Regions from separate parts of the Homo sapiens genome. Here region 2 is linked to region 1. A link is an interaction called in ENCODE POLR2A ChIA-PET data of the cell type or tissue named here. Cell type or tissue: OCI-LY7. All regions are shown on one strand. Links, peaks and the distances in the headings refer to the core of each region. The heading gives the core; the rest is flanking DNA.

The links. ChIA-PET counts read pairs that join two places held together with the same protein. Peaks named below come from ENCODE experiments on the same cell type or tissue, not always from the same donor. Only the 100,000 strongest peaks of a DNase experiment are listed, where the experiment ranks them.
Region 2: POLR2A ChIA-PET joins it to region 1 with 6 read pairs; 2 of 35 experiments call an interaction of 5 or more read pairs at or near these places.

The regions. Positions count from the first base shown.
Region 1 is chr11:32,932,948-32,938,130 of GRCh38, reverse strand. It overlaps QSER1 (glutamine and serine rich 1), which reads right to left. Exons shown (of 13, transcript NM_001076786.3): 4 at 2,696-5,183. Among named protein-coding and RNA genes, the nearest start is that of QSER1, 43 kb to the right of the region's middle. In OCI-LY7, for the core only: no CTCF peak of the experiment used is centred there; a DNase peak (open chromatin) is centred at 2,470.
Region 2 is chr11:33,291,982-33,297,164 of GRCh38, reverse strand. All of the region lies in intron 2 of HIPK3 (homeodomain interacting protein kinase 3), which reads right to left. Among named protein-coding and RNA genes, the nearest start is that of HIPK3, 37 kb to the right of the region's middle. In OCI-LY7, for the core only: no CTCF peak of the experiment used is centred there; no DNase peak of the experiment used is centred there.

The sequences.
Region 1 (5,183 bases), core at 825-4,824:
TGAACCCAAGGTGATTTAACTCTAAAGCCTAAATTCTCAACCATAACCCTTCACTAGCTTGAAGGAACTCACTTTCTAATGAAATATACAAATGTAAATGAACACATTAAAACACAAAAGTAAATGCTTTCATTGAAATTTAAGAGCTGTGGGAATTCAAAGGATAGGAGCACTAATTCTGTCTGGAATAATGTCTACAACATGACTTTGAAAATAGTCTTTAAAGATCAATAAGTATCTTCTAGACTAAAAACTGGAGAAGAGAGTAGTCTACAAAGAGAAAAATGTGTTCAAAGGTTCACAACTGTAGAAGGGGGAGAGACATCCAAGAAACAATGAAAAATTCAATTGTCACAGCAGAGGGACAGTGGAAAGAGAGTAAAACATGGAAAAAGGAATTTTTACATATAATCTTTATTTTTCCCATGAAGCACAGAGGTGTTTTGAAATAGAAGTAACAATCAGCTTTCCTTTTTTATAAAGTTGAATCTGTTGACAATGTGGAGGATGGACTGGCATAGAGACTGGCGAGAAAAAATTCTAGGCCAGGCGCAGTGGCTCATGCCTATAATCCCAGCACTTTGGGAGGCCAAGGTGGGAGGACTGCTCGAGGCCAGGAGTTCAAGACCAGCCTGGGCAATACAGCAAGATCCCATCTCTACAACAGATTAAAAAAAAATTAGCCAGGCATGGTGGCATGTGCCTATAGTCCCAGTTGCTCAGGAGGCTGAGGAAGGAAGATTGCCTGGGCCCAGGAGTTTGAGGTTTCAATGTGCCAAGATCACACCACTGTACTCCAGCCTGGGTGACAGAGCAAGACTCTGTCTCTTAAAATAATAAAAAAAGAAAAAAAAGAAAAGTCTGTAATGAGTAATCAGTTGCAATAGTCCAAGTGACAAATGATAGCTTTTTTCAGATGAGGCAACAGGGATGGTGATAAGACAACTTCAAAGACCTAATAGTAAGGATCGGGTTTATGATGATGATTTTAACTAAAAATGAGATAACATATCTCTGGAAGAAACTAGTTTTAGACTCATGTTTTAGAACAGAGATTTCAAAAGGTTCATTCTGGGAATGTAAGAGGGAATATAATAGCGATTGCAAAGCACTCTGAACTGGGTGAGACGTTATAAAACCATATTAGGATTAGACACATCCATGGTAGTAATGTCTTTGAATCTGAGACTGACTTTCTATCATGTTAATTTCCCTGTGTAATGAAATGAGAATTCTTTAGAAATGTATTATCAGATATTTATGCTAACAGGTTATTTGGATACCAGCTGTCTCGTAACACTTTAGTAGTTAAAGGTAGTCAAGTCCAGAGAGAAGCTGGGAAGTATGTTACAAAACAAGGTTTAAGTCTTAAAGCACCACCCTATTTATCCTAAAGAGCTGAGAAAGAATGTAGGCTCTAGAACCAGAAAAACCTGGGTTCAGATTCCAGCTCTGTCACTTACTAGAGGTATGGGCCCACATAATTCATTTATTCTCAGTTATATCATCTGTATATTGGAGATAACAATGTGTATCTCACAACATTGCTACTAGTTCCTGGCACAGAGGTGGTAGTTATATTATTGTTACAAATAAATTTTTCCTTGGCATGTTTCTTACAATAGAAAATACCATACTTACTGCCAATTGTTTACATAAGTCATTGCTTCTTAAAATATGCCAAATGTCCAACAATGATAGACTGGATTAAGAAAATGTGGCACATATACACCATGGAATACTATGCAGCCATAAAAAAGGATGAGTTCATGTCCTTTGTAGGGACATGGATGAAGCTGGAAACCATGATTCTCAGCAAACTATTGCAAGGACAAAAAACCAAACACCACGTGTTCTCACTCAGGTGGGAATTGAACAATGAGAACACATGGGCACAGGAAGGGGAACATCACACACCAGGGCCTGTTGTGGGCTGGAGGGAGGGGGGAGGGACAGCATTAGGAGATATACCTAATGTTAAATAACGAGTTATGGGTGCAGCCCACCAACATGGCACATGTATACATATGTAACTAACCTGCACGTTGTGCACATGTACCCTAAAACTTAAAGTATAAAAAAAAAAATTTCCTCTAAAGCTCCCTTAGCCACAGAGTAAAGTGAAACACATACCCAAAGATTTGGGTATATAATCTGAAGCCAGCATAAAATTTTTAAGTTTTATCTTAATTATATTAGTGTGCATGCTGCACATAACCACATTTAATGGTTCAGATTTTAACTCTATAACATCCCTGTTGCCTCATCTGAAAAAAGCTATCATTTGTCACCTGGACTATTGCAACATATTTAAACATAACCATATTTAATAATAAAATGTTAATCTTCAGATAAAATTGGCAAACTAAGAAAATGTACCAGGTTTATACTACAGCAATGCCCACAATACAGTGCCTCAATTACCTCAAGATGTCTCAGATTAGATGGCATACTGTACAGATTATGCTGCCTTTGGCAAAAAGCCAAGAAAAAGCAGAACTACTTAACCTAAAACATAGACCTTTCCTATAGGCAAGAAAAATTTAAAAAATAAGTCCTTAAGATACCTACCTATACATTTTGTCCTGAAAATGTACTTGCAGACCTGCTTTAAGTGAAAAAAGCTTAAAATGTGGGCTATAGCTGGAAAAATAGAAGAAAGTAATAATTATGAATCTAAATTGTAAAACTTTACCTGTTTTCTTCTTTTTATCAGAAGTAGCATCCAAAGTAGTTAAGGGAGTAGAGACGCTTTTATAAGCATCTTGACTATATCCAGGATCATCTTCATCAGAAGAAAATGAAGATAAATGTTCCAAGTTTTTAAGTTCATTATCAACTTTATCTGATGGACTGTTACCGCCAGTTTCAGACACTAAAGGTGTGGGTGTTGTAGATGAAGGCTTGGGAAGTGGTGGGGGACAAAATGTACGAACCATCTGGGTCCCTGGCCGTCTAGTCCTGTTAGGCATTCGTACAGCAAGAGTGGAAAACTGCTGCTTGGGCCCGGATTTCAGAAAATCTAAGAAAGAAGCAATAAATCCTGTTTTGACTTCTGGTTGTTTTTCCTCCACCTCTTTGATCTTCTGTCTCATTTTTTCTTGATGCTGATAACCATCATGGCAGCTTTCTGAGGAAGGAGGAGTATACGGTAAGTAAATATCTGTTCCCCTTGGATTCTGGCGTTTGCCTTGGGCAGGTCTTTTCAGCTGTTTCTGATTACTGTTGTCTTCCTCTTTAACTTGCCCTTTTCCTTTAGCTCTTTTCTTTTGAAGGTTAAAATGCATTAAATCTTGGTTTTCTTCTTCAATCTTGACACTGACTGCATCCCCAGATTGGGCCATGGCCAACAGTGCAAGTGCACTCCTAGCTGGGTTCATTGACACACCACTGTCGTCACCCCCTAAGGTAAATTCACTCTCTGATGTAGCATTCTCTCCACTTATACTTCTACTACTAGAAACAAACTCTTGGTTTCTGTTATTATTTAATGTACTATCAACAGGAGCTTCACTGTCTTCTTCAGATTCAAGATTGGTAGCAGACTGTTTCTTGAATGGGCCAGAACTTTGCTCCTGGACTTCATGACTTGGTCCAACCACTGCTGAAGTTACTTTAGTTGGTATATTTTGACCAGGTGTTTCAATGTGCTGTTGATCAAGAGTCATTTTTGACTGAAGGGCAGGTACTGGTGAAAGGTTCACAGTAACCTGATTTCCATTTAAGGAAGTATCATTTATATTCTGTGGCTTTCCTACTGTAGCTGTCATAGAGTTAAAATCTGAAGTCACATGCCTGACATCTAATGACTGCTGAAAATGAGATTTAGAATCACCATCTTCAACAGCCTGCATGGTTTCATTTGAAGTTGACTTGGAAAAATCAGTAGGTGTAACTCCACAAGCTGCTGCTGTAGCTGCTAAGATATCATCTACATTTGATAAAATATTTCTTTCATCACTAAGAAGCACTGCCTCTGGGAAACACATCGATCCAAGAGAAACAAACTGATTCTTTGAATCATGTTGATTTGTTTCACTAAAATGGCCCTTTGTTGTTAGATGTTGTTGTAATGGTTTTGAAGACTCAGAGAGGTCCATTTTCATAACTTCAGAATTTTGAGGATGGAGTTGCTGCTGAGAATGATCACCATTGCTTTGAATAACATGACCTTCCATCTGAAGGAAGGGATGTACTATTTGTTGAGGGCTTTGAACACGCTGTGCTTGTAAAGATGCCTTTACTTGACCTAAACCTGCCTGCAGTATTGACTGCTGAAGAATTTGTAAATCACAGGCAGAATCTAAAAGGACCTGTGTATTAGGAAGAGATGCCTGATGGCCATGCCCTAAAGCATGATTTGGAATTTGAATCTGAGATGAAGCATTAATTATTTGATCGTGCTGTTCCTGGACCTTGGACTCATGCACCTTAAGTATGAGAGGATGTTGCTGCTTTAAGTCTTTAGTATTCAACCTTATTTGTGGAGTCTGTATTAAATTAGTTGAGTTCTTAAGATCAAGGGTAGCTGCATTATTGACTTGGCCAATTTGTTGGTTAAGTTGTGTCACTGAACCAACAACACTTTCTTCTTTTTTTGATGCTTGCAGAGCAACCCCAATAACTTGATCTTCAAGACGGGAATTACTTCTGATTACACTCTGAGAATATCTGTCATCTGCCTTTGACACCTTATAAGTTGATTCTTGAGCATTAATTTCTCCATCAGATAGCCTTTGGGTTGATGACTCAAGAGATGCTTGTGGCTGCAACACCTGTAACTCTTGCATTGGAAAACCATCTTCTTGCTTTGAAGATGGATACACATCTGAGTCAAGCTTTCTTTCAGCATAAGACTTTGGGTCAGGGGAAGTTATGTTATTTTGTAATGTCTGACAATGAGTAGAGGATGCAAAAGATGATGACTGGACAGCAGGCAAAAACTTCTGGGACTGGGGAGATGATGACTCTTGAGTCTGAACATTTTGGGAAGAATGCATAGAAATATAATTCTGGGTCGGGCTAGAGTCTGGCAAATTCTGAGCCCGAGAGGCAGAAGAATAAGAAAGAGAAGGGGCTGTTAATGTTAGGGACTCCCCTGAAGCATAGCTTTCTGAAAGACTAACAACTGACAAAACTTGTGATTGAGATGAATAGCTAACCTGTGTCTGGCTAACTGGTGA
Region 2 (5,183 bases), core at 665-4,664, 360 kb before region 1:
CCAAGATTGTGCCACTGCACTCCAGCCTAGGCAACAGGGTGAGAGACTCCATCTCAAAAAAAAAAAAAAAAAATCTTTTCCATATCAGCAATAACACTGTTTTGCTTTTTTACCATTTACTACTCACTGGAGTAGCACTTTTAATTTCCTTCAGAACTTTTCCTTTGTATTCGCCACTTGACTGTTTGCCACAATAGGCCTAGCTTTCAGCCTGCCTTGGCTTTCCACACGCCTTCCTCGCTAAACTTAATCATTTCTAGCTTTTGATTTAAAGCAAGAGACATGAGATCTTCCTTTCTCTTAGAACACTGAGAGGCCACTGCAGGGTTACTAACTGGCCTACTTTCAATATTGTTGTGTCTCAGGTAATAGGGAGGCCAGAGGAGAAGGAGAGACCAAGGATCAGCTGGTTGTTAGAGCAGTCGGAGCTCACACATTTATTACGTTCACCATCTTATATAGGCACAGTCTGTGGTGCCCCAAAACGATTATAATAGTAACATCAAAGACTACTGTTCAAAGATCATTGTAACAAATAATAATAAAGTTTGAAATATCATTAATTACCAAAAAGTGACATAAAATGAGCGCATGCTGTTGAGAAAATGGCACCAACAGACCTGACACAAGGTTGCCACAAACCTTCAATTTGTAAAAAGCATGTATATGTGAAATGCAATAAAGCAAAACAAGAAAACAAGGTATGCTTCTATATTTTCTAACTTTGCCACTCAAAAGACCTAAAAGAAGTAATATCCTAGAACCACTGAGCATACCTGACCTGTGTCCAGGTCCTGTTTTCCAAAAGCCATTCTCCAATAAAAGGAACAAGTGCTCCTTAGAGGTCCAATCCAAGGGCTGGACAGAAAAAGCACAAGGTAAGTCAGAACATCTGTGGTGCCAGAAAGTAAACCCTGAAGAAAGGATGCGGCCATACCACAGGGACACTGGAAAAAGCCTAAAGAAAGATGCTCTCTCTGAACCATCTGGGATAATTTACTGAACAAAACAAAGAATGATGAGTGATATTTACAACCCATTGAATTAAACAAAAATCTATGAGTCCATACTGAAAGAAAGGAAGGGAGGGGGAAAAAAAGCTCTTCTTGTGGAAGAATTCCTAATAGAGGAACTACAGAATTAGAAAACCATTTGGCAAACCTCAGTTAAGGCCAAACTCATCAACAATGCTAAAATTGGTCAGTGAATACAAGATAAGAAATAGTACGTGTGAATAGTCTCAAAGTATCTCTCCACAAGATATTGTACTTATTAATTACAAAGAAAAAAATGGTAACTTTATAGTGATAAAAACCTGGCAGTTACACCACCTCAACCAAGTGATCAAAGTTCGCCTTACCAATAATGGGACAAATTGACATCATGCGCCTCTCAATATGTGTGGACACAACATCAGTTCTGTGAAGTTCCTGCCAAAAGTGCAAAACCTGAATCTAATCGTGAGAAAACATCAGCCATAAGCAAACTGAGGAACAGTCTACAAAATAACTGGCCAGTACGCTTCAAAAGTGTCAGAGGCATGAAGGCAAAGAAAGATGTAAGGAGCTGCTGCAGCTGTCGGGCCTTAACCTGGGTACTATGTGAACGAGGTTCTGCGCAGGTGCGCTGACTCCGACCACAGGCGGAGCCTACGCCCGAAGGTTTCATAACGACGCAACATAAGCTTGAATTCACGTTTTATTGCGAGGCCTCCACAGCCAACCAATCACACAACCAATATTCAACACAGAGGCAGAAGAAAAGGGGGTTGTGGGGAACAAAGCACAACCCTGGCTAGGGAGACCAACAGGCAAACAGATGAGCCGAACAGTCCCGAAGTCCTTCGGATGCCATGGGCGGGGATGGGGTGGAGTTGTGGGGGGGGGGCGGTGGTGGCTGCTTCTCTCCAGGTGGCAGCAGATGCCAAATCGGGAGGAAGCTTCAGAGGTCTCCTGGGCACAGCCTCTAAAAGCGTCTCGTCCTGGCACATTTTATGATCCTCCCAAATGGGTCTATTCTCATTATCTCAGCCACCTTTCACTTTCTACGGGTTCGTTTCAAGTCTCAGGTGGTACCCGGTGAGGGCAGATGTTGTCACAGCAGTCCATTACATATGTTTATCGCTGGGGGGGAAGGGGCGACTTTGCTGTGAGCTCAATGCTACTTGACATGAGTGACTCCATTTTGAGACATGAGAATGACATCATTATGATATATCACCAGATTAGAGGACACTAATGAGACAGGGCAAATAATGTAAACATGTGATGAAGGACTGAATTCTGCACGAGAAAAAAAGGTCCATTAGTGGGACAGTTGGCAAAATCTAAATAAAGTCAGTAAATTAGCTAACAGTATTGAGTTGATTTTAATTTCCTCAAAACCAAATTGCATTCATGAGCTGGGTGGCTGATGACTGCAGTCCCAGCTACTCAGGAGGTGTGAGGCAGAAGGATTGCTTGTGCCCAGGAGTCTGACACTGCAGTGAGCTATGACTGCACCATTGCACTCCAGCCTGGGCCACAAAGCAAGACCTTGTCTTTAAGAAAAGAAAAAAAAATAGTTTAAACAGTTCATCAAATCAATAATATTGAACTGATGTTAACTGATGACGATTTTGATAATTGTACTGAAGTTATGCAAGAGAATGTCCTTATGTTTAGGAAATGTACACTGAAGCATTTAGAGGTAAAGCAACTTCGTATCACACCCTGTAGGAAAAGGTAGGTGGGTGGGTAGGTGAGGGTGGGTGTGTGGGTGTGTAAAGAGAGAATGATTGATAAAACTAGGGTGGTCAAACACTAACGTGAAACACTGGGGAATCTGCATGAAGGATAACAGGAATCCTTTGTACTATTTTTTACAACTTTTTTCGTATGCCTAAATTTACTTATTTTGTATGTTGAAGATAATTTCAATGTAAAAGTTAAAGAAAAAAAAGGAACTAAAAAAGTTTAAACTTCTCTTGTTCTCTCTCCTTGCTCCAACTACGTTTTTTTTTTTTTCTTTTTCAGATGGAGTCTCGCTCTGTTGCCCAGGCTGGAGTGCAATGGCGCGATCTTGGCTTGGTGCAACCTCCGCCTCCCGGGTTCAAACGATTCTCCTGCCTCAGCTTCCTGACACGTGCCTGCCACCATGCCCGGCCAATTTTTGCATTTTTAGTAGAGACGGGGTTTGACCATGCTCGCCAGGCTGGACTCGAACTCCTGACCTCAGGCGATCCACCTGCCTCGGCCTCCCAAAGTGCTGGGATTACAGGTGTGAGCCACGGCACTCAGCCTCTCCAACTACTTTTTTTTGTTCTTTGTCTACCCATTAGATTGCAAACACCATAAAAGCAGAGACTCATTTTGTTCTCCTCCTGTACAAGCAGCACCAAGCACCACACTTTACATTTTAGAGGCACTAAAGTATTTTGATATTTAATCTTGGACCATATTACAGTTTCTATTCACATATCTTTTCATTGACACAATTTTAATACATTCTACTGATGAATGTATACGTAAAATGTGGTATATATCTACACAATGGTTTATTATTTGGTAATAAAAAGTAGTAAGTATTGATACATCCTACAACATGGATGAACCTTGAAAATATTATGTTAAGTGAAAAAAAAACTCAGTCGAAAAGGACCATATATTGTATGGTTACATGTATATGACATGTCCAGAATAGATGATCTACACAGGCAGCAAGTAGATTAGTGGTTGCTTAGGGCTGGGGGTGATGGGCAGACTGGGGAACAATGGCTAAAAGGCACACGGGCTTCTTTTGAGGGTAATGTAAATATTCAAAAATTGTGTCAGGTGAGAAATAATTTGGCCAAAAAAATTTTAAACTTAAAATTTTAATTGATTGTGCTGATGATGGCACAACTATAAATATACTAAAAGCCATTAAATTGTATACTTAAATGAATGAATTTCAAGGTATGTAGATTATATCTCAATAAAGCTGTTTTTAAAAACAAAAACAAAACAAAAAAACTTAAGAGCTCTGCTAGAATTTTTAATAGAAGGCCCGATATATGTAGTCGACTATCTGTGTCTATGTAAAGTCCTTTATGTAGTAAAGTACTACACATTTGCAGCCACAGGTATGGCGCTGAAAACCATTTCATTTGGCCGGGAGCGGTGGCTCACGCCTGTAATCCCAGCACTTTGGGAAGCTGAGGCGGGTGGATCACAAGGTCAGGAGATCGAGACCATCCTGGCTAACACGGTGAAATCCCGTCTCTACCAAAAATACAAAACAAATTAGCCAGGCGTGGTGGCGGGCGCCTGTAGTCCCAGTTACTCGGGAAGCTGAGGCAGGAGAATGGCGTGAACCCGGGACGCGGAGCTTGCAGTAAGCAGAGATTGTGCCACTGCACTCCAGCCTGGGCAACAGAGCGAGACTCCATCTTAAAAAAAAGAAAACCATTTCATTTTAGAATTTCCTAATCTTCTATTAAAACTAAACTCAATTGACAATCTTGTATTTGTCTAATAAAGGTTCCCAAACAACTACTTTATGATATACAAAAGAAATCACCAGCAATTTCATCCCAATGCTGAGCTTTTTTAGGTTAAGAGTGGCTTAGTGAGAGAAAATGCTCAAGACCAGTCAACCCTGGCTCCTTCTCTGCTGTGCTCTCAAGGGTCATTCTGGGGTCATCGCTCCCCTAGAAGCCTTCCCTGCCCCTCAGATCAGGCTCGGAGCCCTCCTTTGGGTTCCTATATCACCCTGCACACACCTCTCCACCCTGGCATTTCTTGAAGCAAACTATTTTTCCCCTCCATTAAATGATGAAATCATTAATCAAATAAATTAATGAACATACATAAATCACCTTTGTATTCTTAGCACCTAGCACTGTACCAGCACCCAAAAAGGCCTAACAAAATTTGTAAAGTTAAACTTACAGTGTGAATTTGAACCTGTCTGACTTACATAAGTCCCAGTTTTCTCCTTATCAAAGAATAATGCCACCCAGTCTTAACTACCCCATAGAGAAGTGAGAAACAAACTAGAAAATATAACGAAAGGCACTTTGAAAAAATGATGCATTATACATACACGGTGTTTCATCATAAAGTACCCTATGTAAAATATTAGCCGTTATTTTACGGGTCTTCCTATGTAGCTTAATTTTGTTACAGAAACTTTGATACTTCTGGATCTAAGAAGGCATGAGA